Regions from separate parts of the Homo sapiens genome. Here region 2 is linked to region 1. A link is a loop called in an ENCODE intact Hi-C map of the cell type or tissue named here. Cell type or tissue: mammary epithelial cell. All regions are shown on one strand. Region 1 overlaps ST6GALNAC5 (ST6 N-acetylgalactosaminide alpha-2,6-sialyltransferase 5). Region 2 overlaps ST6GALNAC5 (ST6 N-acetylgalactosaminide alpha-2,6-sialyltransferase 5).

What was found. Hi-C counts contacts between places; a loop is a spot of excess contacts. Peaks named below come from ENCODE experiments on the same cell type or tissue, not always from the same donor. Only the 100,000 strongest peaks of a DNase experiment are listed, where the experiment ranks them.
Region 2: a loop joins it to region 1, with 4 times the contacts of the local background. A loop is called at or near these places in 2 of 110 quality-filtered maps.

The regions. Positions count from the first base shown.
Region 1 is chr1:76,994,244-77,002,243 of GRCh38, forward strand. The region is part of intron 2 of ST6GALNAC5 (ST6 N-acetylgalactosaminide alpha-2,6-sialyltransferase 5); the gene reads left to right. Among named protein-coding and RNA genes, the nearest start is that of MIR7156, 62 kb to the right of the region's middle. RefSeq lists an enhancer at 3,925-5,124. In mammary epithelial cell, no CTCF peak of the experiment used is centred here; a DNase peak (open chromatin) is centred at 4,588; H3K4me3 peaks cover 814 bases; H3K27ac peaks cover 3,940 bases.
Region 2 is chr1:76,946,453-76,954,452 of GRCh38, forward strand. All of the region lies in intron 2 of ST6GALNAC5 (ST6 N-acetylgalactosaminide alpha-2,6-sialyltransferase 5), which reads left to right. Among named protein-coding and RNA genes, the nearest start is that of ST6GALNAC5, 83 kb to the left of the region's middle. In mammary epithelial cell, no CTCF peak of the experiment used is centred here; a DNase peak (open chromatin) is centred at 3,269; H3K27ac peaks cover 343 bases.

The DNA of each region.
Region 1 (8,000 bases):
ACTTACAAAATGGCTTGATAGTTCATGTTAATGAGTTTTAAAATGCGGTATAACAACTTAATCAAATCAGACAGCTCCATAAAAGAATTAATTTGGTCATTGGCTCTCTTTCCAAAATGACTTTGTTGTACTGAGTAAGGTGAGAATTTTTCTGTGGCTGAAACATTCACAACTAGATTCGAAATGACATAGCCTGGGATAAGTTATGGATTAACCAAAGTTTCTCAGGAGTTATTTATATTTGGCCTCTTGTTAAATGAGATGCATGTCTTTTCTGAAGTTTCATTTTAATGAAAGAGAAAGAAGAATATGAATGACATGTATTAAAGACCCCGAGCCCACACTTAAAACCTCAATTTTGGATAACTTGTGTGTTACCTTTTAGAAATTAGAGTGTCATTGGGTTGCTATTATGGGTCGCCAACAGAAGGGGATTCAGGAATATCTCCATACTGCCCCAGACCACAGCAATAATTTTCTGCAATGTCAAGAGAAAAACACAGGACAATAACCAGTTGAAAGCAGCAAAGTTCTGCATTATTTTTTGCTGTCCTCTTGTCCCAAACTCTAGAGGAGATTATTAGAAACGTAGTATCTGCCCCTGTAGAATTATGGGCTTATGACAAGACTAGAGACCTAAGGAGACTAGTTTCTTGTCTATCCGGGCTCAAACACCAACCTCTTTCATGCACTTCCAGACTGAAGTTGTTTCTAAGGTCAGCTTTAAGGAGAAAATTACATATAATCAGAATTACCCTCCAGAATTCATAAATCACCTTCCATTGGTATAGATCACTGTCTCTTGGATTGAGCAGCAGATTAAGTAGTCAGATTGCATTTAGGTTTACATTATATAAAATTTAATATGTTTTGGCTGGGCGCAGTGGCTCACACCTGTAATCCCAGCACTTTAGGAAGCCAAGGTGGGAGGATGGATAGAGGTCAGGAGTTCAAGACCAGCTTGGGCAACATAGCAAGACCTCATCTCTATAAAAACTTTAAGAATTAGCTGGACACAGTGGCACATGCCTGTAGTCCCAGATACTTGGGAGGCTGGGGCAGAAGGATCATTTGAGCCCAGGAGTTTGAGGCTGCAGTGAGCTATGATCATGACACTGCACTCCAGTCTGGGTGACAGAATGAGACCGTGTCTCTTTAAATATTAGGAATCACCTTCAGAATGGCATTGAAAGGCAGGAAGTCTGCCAGGCAGTGCGTGAGGGAAGAGCAGAGTCATAGACTCTCCTCAGACTATCTTATTGACGGACAAGTTACAGGTACTTTTAAAATCAGTCTCTCCTTCCTCTCTCTCTCTCCTTTTCTCAGCTTTCTGTCTCTCTCCTAGAGTTAAATTTTAATGAAAAAAAATAATGTGAATTATTTGTGTGTTATATATGTGTAACATTTCTATGTATTTATATTATTAATATGACATAATAATATAATATTTGTATTATTAATATTTATTTAAAACCATCAGCACACACTTAGAACCTCCGTTTTGGGTAATGTAGTTATTACCAACATTCCTACCTGACATTTATTTGTGTATTTGTTCAGTGTATATCTGTGTCTTCTGTGAGACTGTGGGGTTTATGAAGAAAGGGACTATGTATCTTTTGGCTCACCATTTCATTCCCACGACTAGCATGGAGCCGAAGAGGAGATGAAAACATTTTTATCAAATGAATGGCTAAAGGAGAGAGACCATTAGACATTACTACCTTTGGAAGTTCTCTTAGTAACTGTGGCTCAATCATGTTGCAGTGTTATAGACACCTTTATAATTTACAAAGAACTTTCACAAACATGGCCTCATTATAAAGGTGACAAGCATGATTGTCCCCCATACCAGTCTGTAGAAGAAGAAACTGAGACTTGGAGAGGCTAACCAACTTGTGCAAAGTTGCACAGCTAACTTATGACAGAACTAGGTCTTGAACCCCTGTCTTCTAACCCTTAGCCAGACCAGTTGGAGTTCCCCATCCCCAGTGACCTCTCCTACATTTATGGGGACTCTTGTGTATCAGAGTTTGTGACTCTGTGCCCGTGTAAGGCAGTGATCACATCTTGTCCCTCACAACAGAGATGTATTAAGTGCCTACTATGCGCCAGACATGCAAAAAACTTCCAGGACGCAAACAAGAATGAGATGTATGTATTTCTTGCCATCAAAACAACTCACAATCTAATGCAGCATAGTGTTAAACATGTACATTTCTAATATACTGTTGAATATGTTTGTGGATGAAATCCTATCCTGCTTGCAGTTGCAATAATCTGCAGGTTAAATGGAAGGAAAAGCAAGGCTTGCTGGTTTGCACAAACGTTAACAACTATTAGCTCAAGTTCGAAACAAGATTGTAACCATTCTGCACAAGTGTTAAGGAGTGCATATTTGCAGAGCTGAGGCCAGGAGGCTTAAATTTTAGAAACAGCTGTGGAACTCCTTTCAGTATGTACAGTTGGAAGGAGGCTGGCATTGTCAGGGAGTCGCTCTGGAAAATACAGGCACTGAATATATTTTATCTTTTCCCTTATTCCAGTGTTAGTGTCCCCATAGAATTCCAAGTGAGAAAATAACCTGCAAAGGTGTGAGGTGGGAATCATATTACAACATTCAAGCAGGTGAGATCCTCAGAGATGAAAGGGGAAGAAAATGGCACTTTAATGCATGAGAGTAATCTTCCAGGATTTGTACCAGGATGTGTTATATTTTAACAAGAAGAGTTCTCAGAAGGGTCAGTTTCAGGAACATCACATGAACCCCTGGAGAAAAGTAAATGGTTGATTGGCTGTCACACTTACTGTTTCAATATGCTGGGTAAAGCAAAGCGAGGAAAGGTGAGGTCTCACCAAGTGCAGATTACAAAACAAATGCATTCTTTGTGTGCTTTTTTCATAGTAGATGATTTTGAAACAAAAAGAGAAAAATAAACCTGTTGAGTAGAAACTTGGGAAGTAAAACTGAGTGATAGAGGATTAGTTTTCACATGTAGGCGGTACACAGAGTTTGTACAGTTTCGTAGTTACAAGACAGGGTAGAATGAATATTTAAAGAGAAGACTGTTAGGAACAATGGTTCAGAAGGATGAAGGAACTCAATAAGGTTGTGAGGGATTGAGAAGGAATGTTTTGCTTGAAACATGGAGTATGGCAACAATGAATGAGCCTAGTTTTGAATCAAAATGACCTGAAAAACTTCTGTAGAAAGTTTCCAACAAAGCAGTGCTGTATTATGGAAGATCCTGCCATATGGATTGAAACTTTTCTAGAACTTTTAATAGACGAGCCCTCATAAGTAAGATCCAGGCAACCAAATTACTACTCTTTGAATGCTATTGTGGGTATCATGTCAAGATCCAATGTTTTCTTTCCATGTTATACTAAAGAAATAAAACTTAATGTCTATAGTTCAGGTTATATTTGAAACTTTAATAGTTCTAGATTGAAGCTAGCATAAAAACACTGTATACTGAGCATGGTGGCTCACACCTGTAATCTCAATGCTTTGAGAGGCCAAGGCCAGAGGATCACTTGAGGCCAGGAGTTCAAGACCAACCTGAGCAACATAGCGAGACCCCATCTGATATGGTTTGGCTCTGTGTTCCCACCCAAATCTCACCTCAAATTGTAATAATTCCCATGTGTTAAGAGCGAGACCAGGTGGAGATAATTGAATCATGGTGGCAGTTTCCTCTATGCTGTTCTCATGATAGTGACTTCTCATGAGATCTGATGGTTTTATAAGGGGCTTCCCCCTTTTCTCAGCACTCATCCTCCCTCCTGCTGCCCTGCGAAGAGGTGCTTTCTGCCATGATTGTCAGTTTCCTGAGGCCTTCACAGCTATGCGGAACTACGAGTCAATTAAACCTCTTTTCTTTATAAATTACCCAGTCTTGGGTATTTCTTCATAGCAGCATGAAAACAGACTAATACAGTAAATTGGTACCAGGAGTAGTGGATCACTGCTGAAAACATACCCAAAAAATGAAAATAAAAAATTAGCCAGACATGATGGCATGCTCCTGAGGTCTAGCTATTCAGGAGGCTAAGGCAGGAGGATCGCTTGAGCCCAGAAGTTTGAGGTTACAGTGAGCTATGATTGTGCCACTGCACTGTAGCCTGGGTGACAGGGTGAGACTTTGTCTCTAAAAAAGTGAAATTAAAAAAAAGAAAGACTCCATAAATGACATTTTAAAGGGAAAAAATGTTTATGACAATTATATTGTATATTCAAACAAAATGTATTCTTATTTCATAACCAATGAAAATCTGTGTTGACTGGAAAAGAGATTAATTATGGTCACTGAGAAGCAGAATGTAAAGCATTATTTGCAGGAAAAGAAAGCCTAGTTTCCTTTACATGCCACTCACATATTGGTATTTTCTCATTATTAGAACTTACATTTTTTTAAGTTCAGAGTTTTAAAATTCCCCAGAGACTTCTGCAAAACCTGAACCATCATTGAGTAATCCATCAAAAATCCAGAGGCATTAAAAGTTCCATGACTAATATGTGTGAAATGTTTGAAGATGAAACTCTCTTTTGTAATTATAGACCGCAGAATGTGGAATAGTTTCTGCCGTTTGAATTACCTACCTGAGGATACTACTTGAAAGTTCCATCTTCCGTAAATAACAGCCAGCCTGTTATAGAAGACAGGCAGTGTTTTCATACCTGGAATAGAAATTATTTTAGAATCATTTCCATGCAACATTTTTTCATTATTACTAAGATCTGGTGACTATGAAAGGGAGTAAACTTACACAGCTGGCTCTTTTCAGACAGAGAGATTCAATTTATTCTTGTTCCAATACTGTAGGAAAATAAAAAGGTTAAAATTACCTTTTGGATTCAATGTGATATTTTCCCTAGATACCTAAACAAATGGAAGACAGGCAGCTTTCCCAGCTTTGGAATAGGGGACAGTAAGGGATTTCCCTTGTAGCGTGTTGTGTTTTATCTGAAATCTGGCCCTTTTCTGTAATTAAAAAAGGGATTTAGGTACTGAATTTAATCCTTTAAATGGCCAATATCTTGTAACTTTTCCAGATATTTCCCTGGTTCATCAAGAGGCAAGAGACTTACTTTAATTCTGATCTAATATGTACCTGCCTTTTAATTATGTGCTAAAACAATTTGGGAGATGGGATGGTTTGGTACAAACTTGCTCCTGCTGTGGAAATGGTGACTTGGTTGATCTAGGTTCTGGTCCAGAAATGTGCAGGTTTGGGTTTGTTTTTTTTTTTTCAATTATTATACTTTAAGTTTTAGGGTACATGTGCACATTGTGCAGGTTAGTTACATATGTATACATGTGCCATGCTGGTGCGCTGCACCCACTAACTCATCATCTAGCATTAGGTATATCTCCCAATGCTATCCCTCCCCCCTGCCCCCACCCCACCACAGTCCCCAGAGTGTGATATTCCCCTTCCTGTGTCCATGTGATCTCATTGTTCAATTCCCACCTATGAGTGAGAATATGCAGTGTTTGGTTTTTTGTTCTTGCGATAGTTTACTGAGAATGATGATTTCCAATTTCATCCATGTCCCTACAAAGGACATGAACTCATCACTTTTTATGGCTGCATAGTATTCCATGCTATATATGTGCCACATTTACTTAATCCAGTCTATCATTGTTGGACATTTGGGTTGGTTCCAAGTCTTTGCTATTGTGAATAATGCCGCAATAAACATACGTGTGCATGTGTCTTTATAGCAGCATGATTTATAGTCCTTTGGGTATATACCCAGTAATGGGATGGCTGGGTCAAATGGTATTTCTAGTTCTAGATCCCTGAGGAATCGCCACACTGACTTCCACAATGGTTGAACTAGTTTACAGTCCCACCAACAGTGTAAAAGTGTTCCTATTTCTCCACATCCTCTCCAGCACCTGTTGTTTCCTGACTTTTTAATGATTGCCATTCTAACTGGTGTGAGATGGTATCTCACTGTGGTTTTGATTTGCATTTCTCTGATGGCCAGTGATGATGAGCATTTTTTCATGTGTTTTTTGGCTGCATAAATGTCTTCTTTTGAGAAGTGTCTGTTCATGTCCTTTGCCCACTTTTCGATGGGGTTGTTTATTTTTTTCTTGTAAATTTGTTTGAGTTCATTGTAGATTCTGGATATTAGCCCTTTGTCAGATGAGTAGGTTGCGAAAATTTTCTCCCATTTTGTAGGTTGCCTGTTCACTCTGATGGTAGTTTCTTTTGCTGTGCAGAAGCTCTTTAGTTTAATTAGATCCCATTTGTCAATTTTGTCTTTTGTTGCCATTGCTTTTGGTGTTTTGGACATGAAGTCCTTGCCCATGCCTATGTCCTGAATGGTAATGCCTAGGTTTTCTTCTAGGGTTTTTATGGTTTTAGGTCTAACGTTTAAGTCCTTAATCCATCTTGAATTGATTTTTGTATAAGGTGTAAGGAAGGGATCCAGTTTCAGCTTTGTACATATGGCTAGCCAGTTTTCCCAGCACCATTTATTAAATAGGGAATCCTTTCCCCATTGCTTGTTTTTCTCAGGTTTGTCAAAGATCAGATAGTTGTAGATATGCGGCGTTATTTCTGAGGGCTCCGTTTTGTTCCATTGATCTATATCTCTGTTTTGGTACCAGTACCATGCTGTTTTGGTTACTGTAGCCTTGTAATATAGTTTGAAGTCAGGTAGCGTGATGCCTCCAGCTTTGTTCTTTTGGCTTAGGATTGCCTTGGCGATGCGGGCTCTTTTTTGGTTCCATATGAACTTTAAAGTAGTTTTTTCCAATTCTGTGAAGAAAGTCATTGGTAGCTTGATGGGGATGGCATTGAATCTGTACGTTACCTTGGCCAGTATGGTCATGTTCACGATATTGATTCTTCCTACCCATGAGCATGGAATGTTCTTCCATTTGTTTGTATCCTCTTTTATTTCCTTGAGCAGTGGTTTGTAGTTCTCCTTGAAGAGGTCCTTCACATCCCTTGTAAGTTGGATTCCTAGGTATTTTATTCTCTTTGAAGCAATTGTGAATGGGAGTTCACTCATGATTTTGCTCTCTGTTTGTCTGTTGTTGGTGTATAAGAATGCTTGTGATTTTTGTACATTGATTTTGTATCCTGAGACTTTGCTGAAGTTGCTTATCAGCTTAAGGAGATTTTGGGCTGAGACAATGGGGTTTTCTAGATATACAATCATGTCGTCTGCAAACAGGGACAATTTGACTTCCTCTTTTCCTAATTGAATACCCTTTATTTCCTTCTCCTGCCTAATTGCCCTGGCCAGAACTTCCAACACTATGTTGAATAGGAGTGGTGAGAGAGGGCATCCCTGTCTTGTGCCAGTTTTCGAAGGGAATGCTTCCAGTTTTTGCCCATTCAGTATGATATTGGCTGTGAGTTTGTCGTAGATAGCTCTTATTTTGAAATACCTCCCATCAATACCTAATTTATTGAGAGTTTTTAGCATGAAGGGTTGTTGAATTTTGTCAAAGGCTTTTTCTGCATCTATTGAGATAATCATGTGGTTTTTGTCTTTGGCTCTGTTTATATGCTGGATTACATTTATTTATTTGCGTATATTGAACCAGCCTTGCATTCCAGGAATGAAGCCCACTTGATCATGGTGGATAAGCTTTTTGATGTGCTGCTGGATTCGTTTTGCCAGTATTTTATTGAGGATTTTTGCATCAATGTTCATCAAGGATATTGGTCTAAAATTCTCTTTTTTGGTTGTGTCTCTGCCCGGCTTTGCTATCAGGATGATGCTGGCCTCATAAAATGAGTTAGGAAGGATTCCCTCTTTTTCTATTGATTGGAATAGTTTCAGAAGGAATGGTACCAGTTCCTCCTTGTACCTCTGGTAGAATTCGGCTGTGAATCCATCTGGTCCTGGACTCTTTTTGGTTGGTAAACTATTGATTATTGTCACAATTTCAGTTCCTGTTATTGGTCTATTCAGAGATTCAATTTCTTCCTGGTTTAGTCTTGGGAGAGTGTATGTGTCGAGGAATTTA
Region 2 (8,000 bases), 48 kb before region 1:
TTTAGCACTGTGCATTAGCAGCAAGTAATTACCTCCAACTAGAATGAAATGAGGGTCAAGAATGGTTCCAAGTAATCCAGTGGAAGTGTTACTTGCTTTATTGAACATGCTAATACAAAGCTGTATTTGGAAGAGTCAAAGAAGAAAAAATGCCCCAAACCCAAATTGCCTTATGAGCTTTTTCACAAGAGCAGTCCAGAGTGGTCTGTACATGATAAATTTAAGAGTTGCGGTTGTTTAGTTTTACCACTTTAAATTAATTCACCTAAGAATTTAAATGATTTTGGGCTTCTGCTTTTGTGTCTAAATTTAATGATGCATTCTGTGAATATAAGGATAAACACACACAGATTTTTATACATGTAACTGACCTATTTTCAAATAGGTGTGCCTATTCCTGAATAAATAGATTGATGTCCTACCAGATTACAAATTAAGTAGATACGATTTATATGGTTTTAGTATGTGAAAGTATTAGCTGATTCTAATTTCTTCTTGTGAAATACTAAGCGAATGAAACATACTTATTAAAACTCAAACTGTTATTGACTTATAGTCATCCATAGTTCTAATCTGGGTGGGTGACAATTCAAAGTCATAACAATAATTTTTTTATTAGCAGCAAATTAGCTTTGAGAACAAAAATGCAATCAGCTCCAGAATTCATACATTTTTTTCTTTCATTAGACATTAACCAACCAAAGTTTAGGGTGAATATGTTTTATACATCTAGGTCAATGATAATACAAAGAATGCTAGCCTAATAGCAATATCTTGAGCTTTTTACCCCACTAACATACAGCAGAAAGCACGTAGAAAATAAGCTCTTTCAACGAAATAAGTAATTAGAAATGACGGACTGTTCAGATTTAAATTTGATGATAATTATTTAAAAATGACAGAAGTATTGGAAGTTTATCATTCAAACCACCTTAAAAGTTTTTCCTAGTATACACTACAACAACAACAAAAGGAACATTACAAAAACTAAGACTTTGAGAGGCCAGACATGGTGGTTCACACCTGTAATCCCAGCACTTTGGGAGACTGAGCGGGGGAGGATTGCTTGAGCTCAGAAGTTTGAGACCAGCCTTGGCAACATAGAGAGACCCCATCTCTAATAAAAAATTTTACATTAGCTAGGTGTGGTGGCATGTGCCCATTGACCCAGCTACTCAGGATGCTGAGGACACTGAGTGGGGAGGATTGCTTGAGCCCAGGAGTTCAAGGCTGCAGTGAGCTATGATCACGCCGCTGTATTCTAGCCTCGGTGACAGAGCTTGACCTTGTCTCATAAAAGGAAAAATAATAATAAGACGTTGGGAAACTTTTAAAGCAGAAGAGAAAATGTGGGCATATGTATAACTTCCCCTCAAATACCTCTATCCTATGCTGACACACTCATATTCCTAAGAAAGATAGCCGGAGAGGATTGCCAGACAAATGCAAACTTTTTTTATCCTGCAGAAGTTTCCTGTCCTGCATTCTTGCCTTCTTATCATCCTCAGATGAGAGGAGCTTAATACATCAGAAAAGTCAGGATACAGTAGGCTATGTTTCAGTAACAAATAAACCCCAAAGAGCGAATTGTTTAACACACTAAGTTTATTCTACACTCAAAGTCCAAAATGAATCAGATGGCCCTCTTCCATCTTATAGCCTGCAAGGTTGCTGTGTCAAGAAAGAGAGAGCTAAAAGTTTCCATGAGGCGTGTCTATAAGGGCCAGGTTTAGAAGTGCCTTGTGAAACCCCCCACCTTTGCATGCATCAGGGCCTAGCCATGTGATCCCAACCTAAGGCAAGGGAGATTGGGGAGTGGGTGGCCCACAAGAGGATGTGAAGTGGATCTTACCACTGTCTCTGCTGCGGGAGACCTTCTAGCTCCCTTAAGCTCATCTGGCTTAACAGCCAGCTCTGTCTTCTCTCCTCAGGGCTGTGCTGTGGGCCCTCTGATTCTCTAGAACCAACATCCCTTCAGAGAAAGAGAACGTTCAGTGAAAGAGGAAGAGAGAGAGATGGAATGACAGCACTAGCTCTCATACAAAGTCCCAAAAGCATGGAATTCCAGAATGGAATTCATTCTGCACATCATTTTCTTCAAGTGGGGAGAGAGAGAGAGGTATGGGAGTGGGGACAGAGAGAGAGAGAGAGAGAGAGAGAGAGAGAGAGAGAGAACTACTGAAATAAGAATTTACCCTTATATTTGGAATAAGTAAGAATATAAATAAGAATATCCTTCTCACTCTACTTTCCTTCCTCCCACATAACTACTCCCACCATAGTGAATATGATAGAGTGTATATCTGATTTCTTTACTCCAAAAAGATATCAAGAACCTTAAGCTTTCTTTCTGAGCCACTCCTCACTAAGCTTATCCTCATTTCTTAAAGTATAACTATAGCTGGGCCATTTTACATTCTACTGAATATTCTGTGACACTGTGGTCATCAGCATGAATGACACTTTGGGGACTCATCTAACCAATATTTTGGATGTCTCCCAAGTGCCAAGTCTTGTACTAACTCCATCCTGAGGCTGTGCTTCTCTCAAAGAGCTTGTGGTCTAGCTGGTGTCATCCAAATACTGACAGATACATTACAGGAAACACAGCTACTGTTGCTTGTAACCCACACCCTGAGGTGTGCTGCCAGGTATGTGCTCAGCCACACATCACACACAAAAATGCCTTCTGAGGTACCAGTTGTGTACTGCTCTAGAGTAATCACATCCAAGATGGGATGGCACATACATTAAAGACCAAAGCTTTGCTCTTCTCATGAGTGTTAAGAACTGGGAATTCGTTTCTTCCCGAGGCCAATTCTCACAGTCTTGATCTGTCAGAACTTACTGGGGTTGAGGAGAAAGATGATGTTCTGAACATGGCCTGTTTGGGCCTGTTTGGGGCTCAGTTTTGCCATCAGAGATGTTCCTTGCTGGCAGTGGCACTGGCCCACAATGGATAGAGCTGGCGTGAGGAGTGGAAGCTGTAAACCAGGACACCAGAAGTTGCCCTTTTTAGACCCAGCTCTTCCACTAACTCACTCTGTGACCTTGGAGGTGTCCTTTTGGCCTCTCTGAGCTCCAGTTTTCCTCATGTGTAAAATCAAATGTTTGGACTAGACAAGGGCTCTTTCAGCTGTGACACCCTGTTATTCTGGGCATCTGTGTTCCTGCCTCTGTAATTGAGGTCATCAGTCCTATGTCATACTGGGTCTGCAGGGAGGATGAATTGGAGCAGAGTCACCAGGTTGATCAACTCGAGAGGCATCCCTCCCACAGTGACTCACCAGGAGAAAAACCATTAGACCCATCACCTCTGGGACTTGTTGACACTGATTTTCGTTTTTTTCTATAACTTCTAAATGCTCACAAACTGAAGAAGGCAATAACCCTTTTTTAGTCAGTGCAGCTACCAAAATGGAAAGAAAGTACCTTTGCACCTGTCGCTGAGCTAGCCTCTCCAAAATGTACTTAGCCCATTGCTGAGGAAGTCTGTGGGTTTAGAGAGAGGACTTTCTAGAAGACAGAGCCCTGCCTGTCACTGGAAGCCCAGCTTAGCATGAGGGGACTTGTCACACAGTACTGTGGAATTACACACCTTTAGAGCTGCCAATAAGTTCAGCCTTCTCCTCACCTTCACACAGATTTCTTCACACACATTTTGCACACAGGGAAGTGAAGCCCAGAGAGGTTGATTAAGCCAAGGTCATGCACGGTATGAAGGACTGAGATGAGAACTGGCATCTTCTGACTCCTGACTGTTAGGCCAGTGCTCTTGCACTCTACCGTGCTAAATAATTCATAGACACATGAATCTGGTATCAAGAACAGTGACATGATAATGGTACAGCCAATAATGGTAGTTACATATACCACATATTTATTTTACATGTATATAATATGTGTATTATATGTAATATATATTCTTTAGTCCCAACTTATAGGTAAGAAACTGAGACACGTAGAGATGAACTAATTTATTCATTTGGTGACATACAGCTCAGTTGTTCCATTGAAGCAATTTTTTAAGTGCTTGTCATGAGCAGGCATTAAACTAGTCACTATGATGGAATTTAGAGTTAAATTAGAGCTCTGCCCTCAAGGAGATGATAGTAATGTATAACCTAAGCCAAAGACATGGGTAACAGTTATATAAGGGAGAGATGGGACCGATGTCAGAAGACAGAGCTGGCTAGATTTGGGGAAACTCAAAGAAAGGGATGTATTTTTTTTTCCAGATTGAATGGGTTAGAGGAGGAAAGACAAGGGTAGAGGTAACTGAACTGAATCTCCAAAGAAGTGTAGGTTGTAGGGCATAGAATAGGGAATGAAAAGCCAGAATGGGCCAAAAATATCTGCATGAAGCCAAACAGCACATCAGTTGACAAGTTTGTTCTTTGACAAGTGCGCAGCCACAACCAAGGGATAGCAAGTGTAAAATGCTTAGTAGTAGGTGAAGACGAGGAATGTGACTAATCTCACGAACCACCTGTGATAAAGAAATCTTTGCTTTCTGATTTTGTTACACCAAAAAAAAAAATAGAAAAGCCATTAGAAAACTTGTAAACCTGGTATCTAAACTACAAGCAAATTGAAACTGACCCAGCTCACTGTTAAGAGTCTCTTTGTGAGGGAAACCAGAGCATTTTCCTGTAAAGTCAACAGGGTTTACAGTTGTAATAGGCCATTGATTCTGAATACACAAATCTGAACAAACCACGGATCAAATCAGTCTCCCTGAAAGATGGCAGCTTCAAAAGGTAAAAGCCAGATGCAACAGAGTTAACCTCCATCACCACTTTAAAGAGGAGCAGAGCTGTGATTGTCTCCACTGAAGAACAAAATGAAGATTGGGTTTAAGCCAGTGTTGTGCTGGTAAATATTTGAACACTGACTGTTTAAAAATGTGTGTGTGTCAAGGACAGAAAACCAAACACCGCACATTCTCACTCATAAGTGGGAGTTGAGCAATTAGAACACATGGACACAGGGAGGGAAACATCACACACTGGGGCCTGTTTTGGATCTGTAGTTATTGGGAGGGTCAGGGGAGGGATGGCATTAGGAGAAATACCTAATGTAGATGACAGGTTGTTGGGTGCAGCAAACCACCGTGGCACGTGTATACCTATGTAACAAACCTGCACATGTACCCCAGAACACAAAGTATAATAGATAATATTTTAATGAAATATTAAAATTAAACTGCCAAGAATGTATATTTAAAAAGGTGTGTGTTTAAGCTTATTATTAATTTTCCCAATAAAGAGCACATAATTTACAAATAACAATAAAATGTTCAGTATTCTTTGTTCTAAATTCCATGTACCCAATCGTTTCTTTAAGAATGTTTTTATTGATTTTTGCCAAATTATTGTATCTATAGCTAACCTATGGGTGCAACTGATGAATGAATATAGTCCCAAAATAATATGGTTAGTATTTTTGGTTACCTTAGTAGGTAAGAAGAAGGTGAAACCAAAAAGACCTGTGTTGGAACCTCATTTGCTCCTCCATAATATTAGTAACTTCCTTACTGAATCAAATAACAGTTTTCAAATAATAGACCACCACTATTTTTCCAGTTTTGTGCTGCTCATGATGTAATGTCTACAAACACAGCACACTTTGAAGTTTAATATGTAATATTTACATTTTCTCCATCCATTTCTAATAATCAACAGTATAGCAAATCAAGTCCTGATTGGTGGTGTTTGCTTATTTCTATGATATAATACTTCCTTACAGCTGGTTTCCAGCTCCCAATGAGATATCACTGAATGCAGAGCTGGAAAGAGAGGTACCGTAGCAGGCCTTATATAACATTTTCACTATTATGCACTGAATATGTGCGTGTATGTCCCCAAGTCTATATGTTGAAGCCCTGACCCCCAATGTGATGGTATTTGGAGAAGGCTCCTTTGGTAGGTAATTAGATTTATGTAATTAGGTTTAGATGAGGTCACAAGTGTGGGGTCCCCATGATGAGATTAGTGACCTTATAAAAAGAGACCGGAGTATCCTATAACACTGTAGTTAAATATGAACAGAATTAACAATAATACATAGATTTAAATAGCTAGAATGAAGATATTGAATGGTCTCAACCCAAAGAAATGATCAATGTTTGAGATGATGGGTATGCCAATTACCCTGATCTGATCACTGTCCATCATGTGTATTGCAACATCACTATGTACCCCATAAACATGTACAATTATTATGTGTCAATTTTTTAAAACTAAAAAGTTTAAAAAATTAAAAATAATTGTAGAAAATAAAAACACCATGGTCACAAAAAAATAAAAATTAAAAAAGAAACCAGAGTTTGCACTTGTGCACCCCCTCGCCTGCCCCATCACCATAAAGGAACACCCTCCCTGTGCTTCCTCTTTCTATTGTTACCACTTACTCCCCATCCTCTCACAACTACTAATCTGTTCTCCATCTCCATAGTTTTATTTCCAGAATGTTATAAATATAAAATTATACAGTACATTAACTTTTGAGATGACTTTTTTCACTAAGAATAATACCCTAGTTTCGTCTACATAGTTGCATGTATCATTTCTTTTATTTCTGAGTAGTATTCCATTGTGCAGATAAACCAGAATTTGTTTAACCATTCACCCATTGATAGACATGTGGGTTGTTTCCAGTTCTTTGCTGTTATGGATAGAGCTGCCATAGACATTTGTGTATTTTGTATATAGATTTTATGCGAATATAACTTTTCATTTTTCTGGGATAAGTGCCTAAAACTGATTGCTGGGACCTATGATTGGCGCAAGAAACTTCCAAACTATTTTCCAGAGTGCCTGTATTATTTTCCTTTCCCACCATCATGTATGAGAGATCAAGCTTCTCTGTATTCTCACCAGCATTTTGTGTTGTCACTGTTTTCCATTTTAGCAGTTCTAATTGCTATGTGCTGATATCTCATTGTGGTTTTAATTTGCATTCTCTAATGGATAACGACGTTGGACATCTTTTTATGTGTTTATTTGCCACCTGTATCACCTCTTTGGGGAAATGTTTCCTCATGTCTTTTACCCATTTTCTAATTGGAGTTTGTTTCTTTACTATACAGTTTTAAGAGTTCTTTATATATTCGAGATGTAAGAAATTTGTCAGATATATGGTTTGCAAGCTTTTTCTCCCAGTCTGTAACTTGTCTTTTCATTCTCTTAAAAGAGTCTTTTGCAGCATAAAAGTTTCAAATGTTGATAAATCATATATCAATTTTTGGTGTCATGTCTAAGAACTCTTTACTTAGATTTACATCCTGAATATTTTCACTTATTTTTAAATAAAAAGTTTTAGAATTTTATATTTTCATTTAAATCCATGATCCATTATGAATTAATTTTTCATGTGGTGTGAGGTTTTAAATCAAGGTTCATTTTTCTGCCCATTGGTGTCCAATTGTTCCCGTGTTGTTTGTTCAAAGTTATCCCTTCTCCAATGAAATTTTTGTTTTTAATATAATTCATTTCATTATAAGTTTTAAAAATAATGCTTGTGCGTAACAACTAGCTCACAAAAATTTAACAATCAGTTCTGGGAGCCAGCACAGGGTGGCTCCAGCACTTTATTGGTTTAAACTATATTGTATGTTATTGATTAGGAGGGAAAAAGTAGTCATATGGATGGTTAGAAATGATGAGTGTTTACCTAAATGCCCATCAGTGATAGACTGGACAAAAAAAATGTGGTACATATACACCATGGAATACTGTGCAGCCTTAAAAAGGAGCGAGATTATGTCCTTTGCAGGGACATGGATGGAGCTGGAAGCCATAATCCTTAGCAAACTAATGCAGGAACAGAAAACCAAACACTTCATGTCCTCACTTATAAGTGGGAGCTGAATTATAAGAACACATGGACACATGTGGGAGAACAACCCACACTGAGGCCTGTTGGAAAGTGGGAGGGGAGGGAGAGTATCAGGAAGAATAGCTAATTGATGCTGGACTTAATGCCAAGGTGCTGAAATG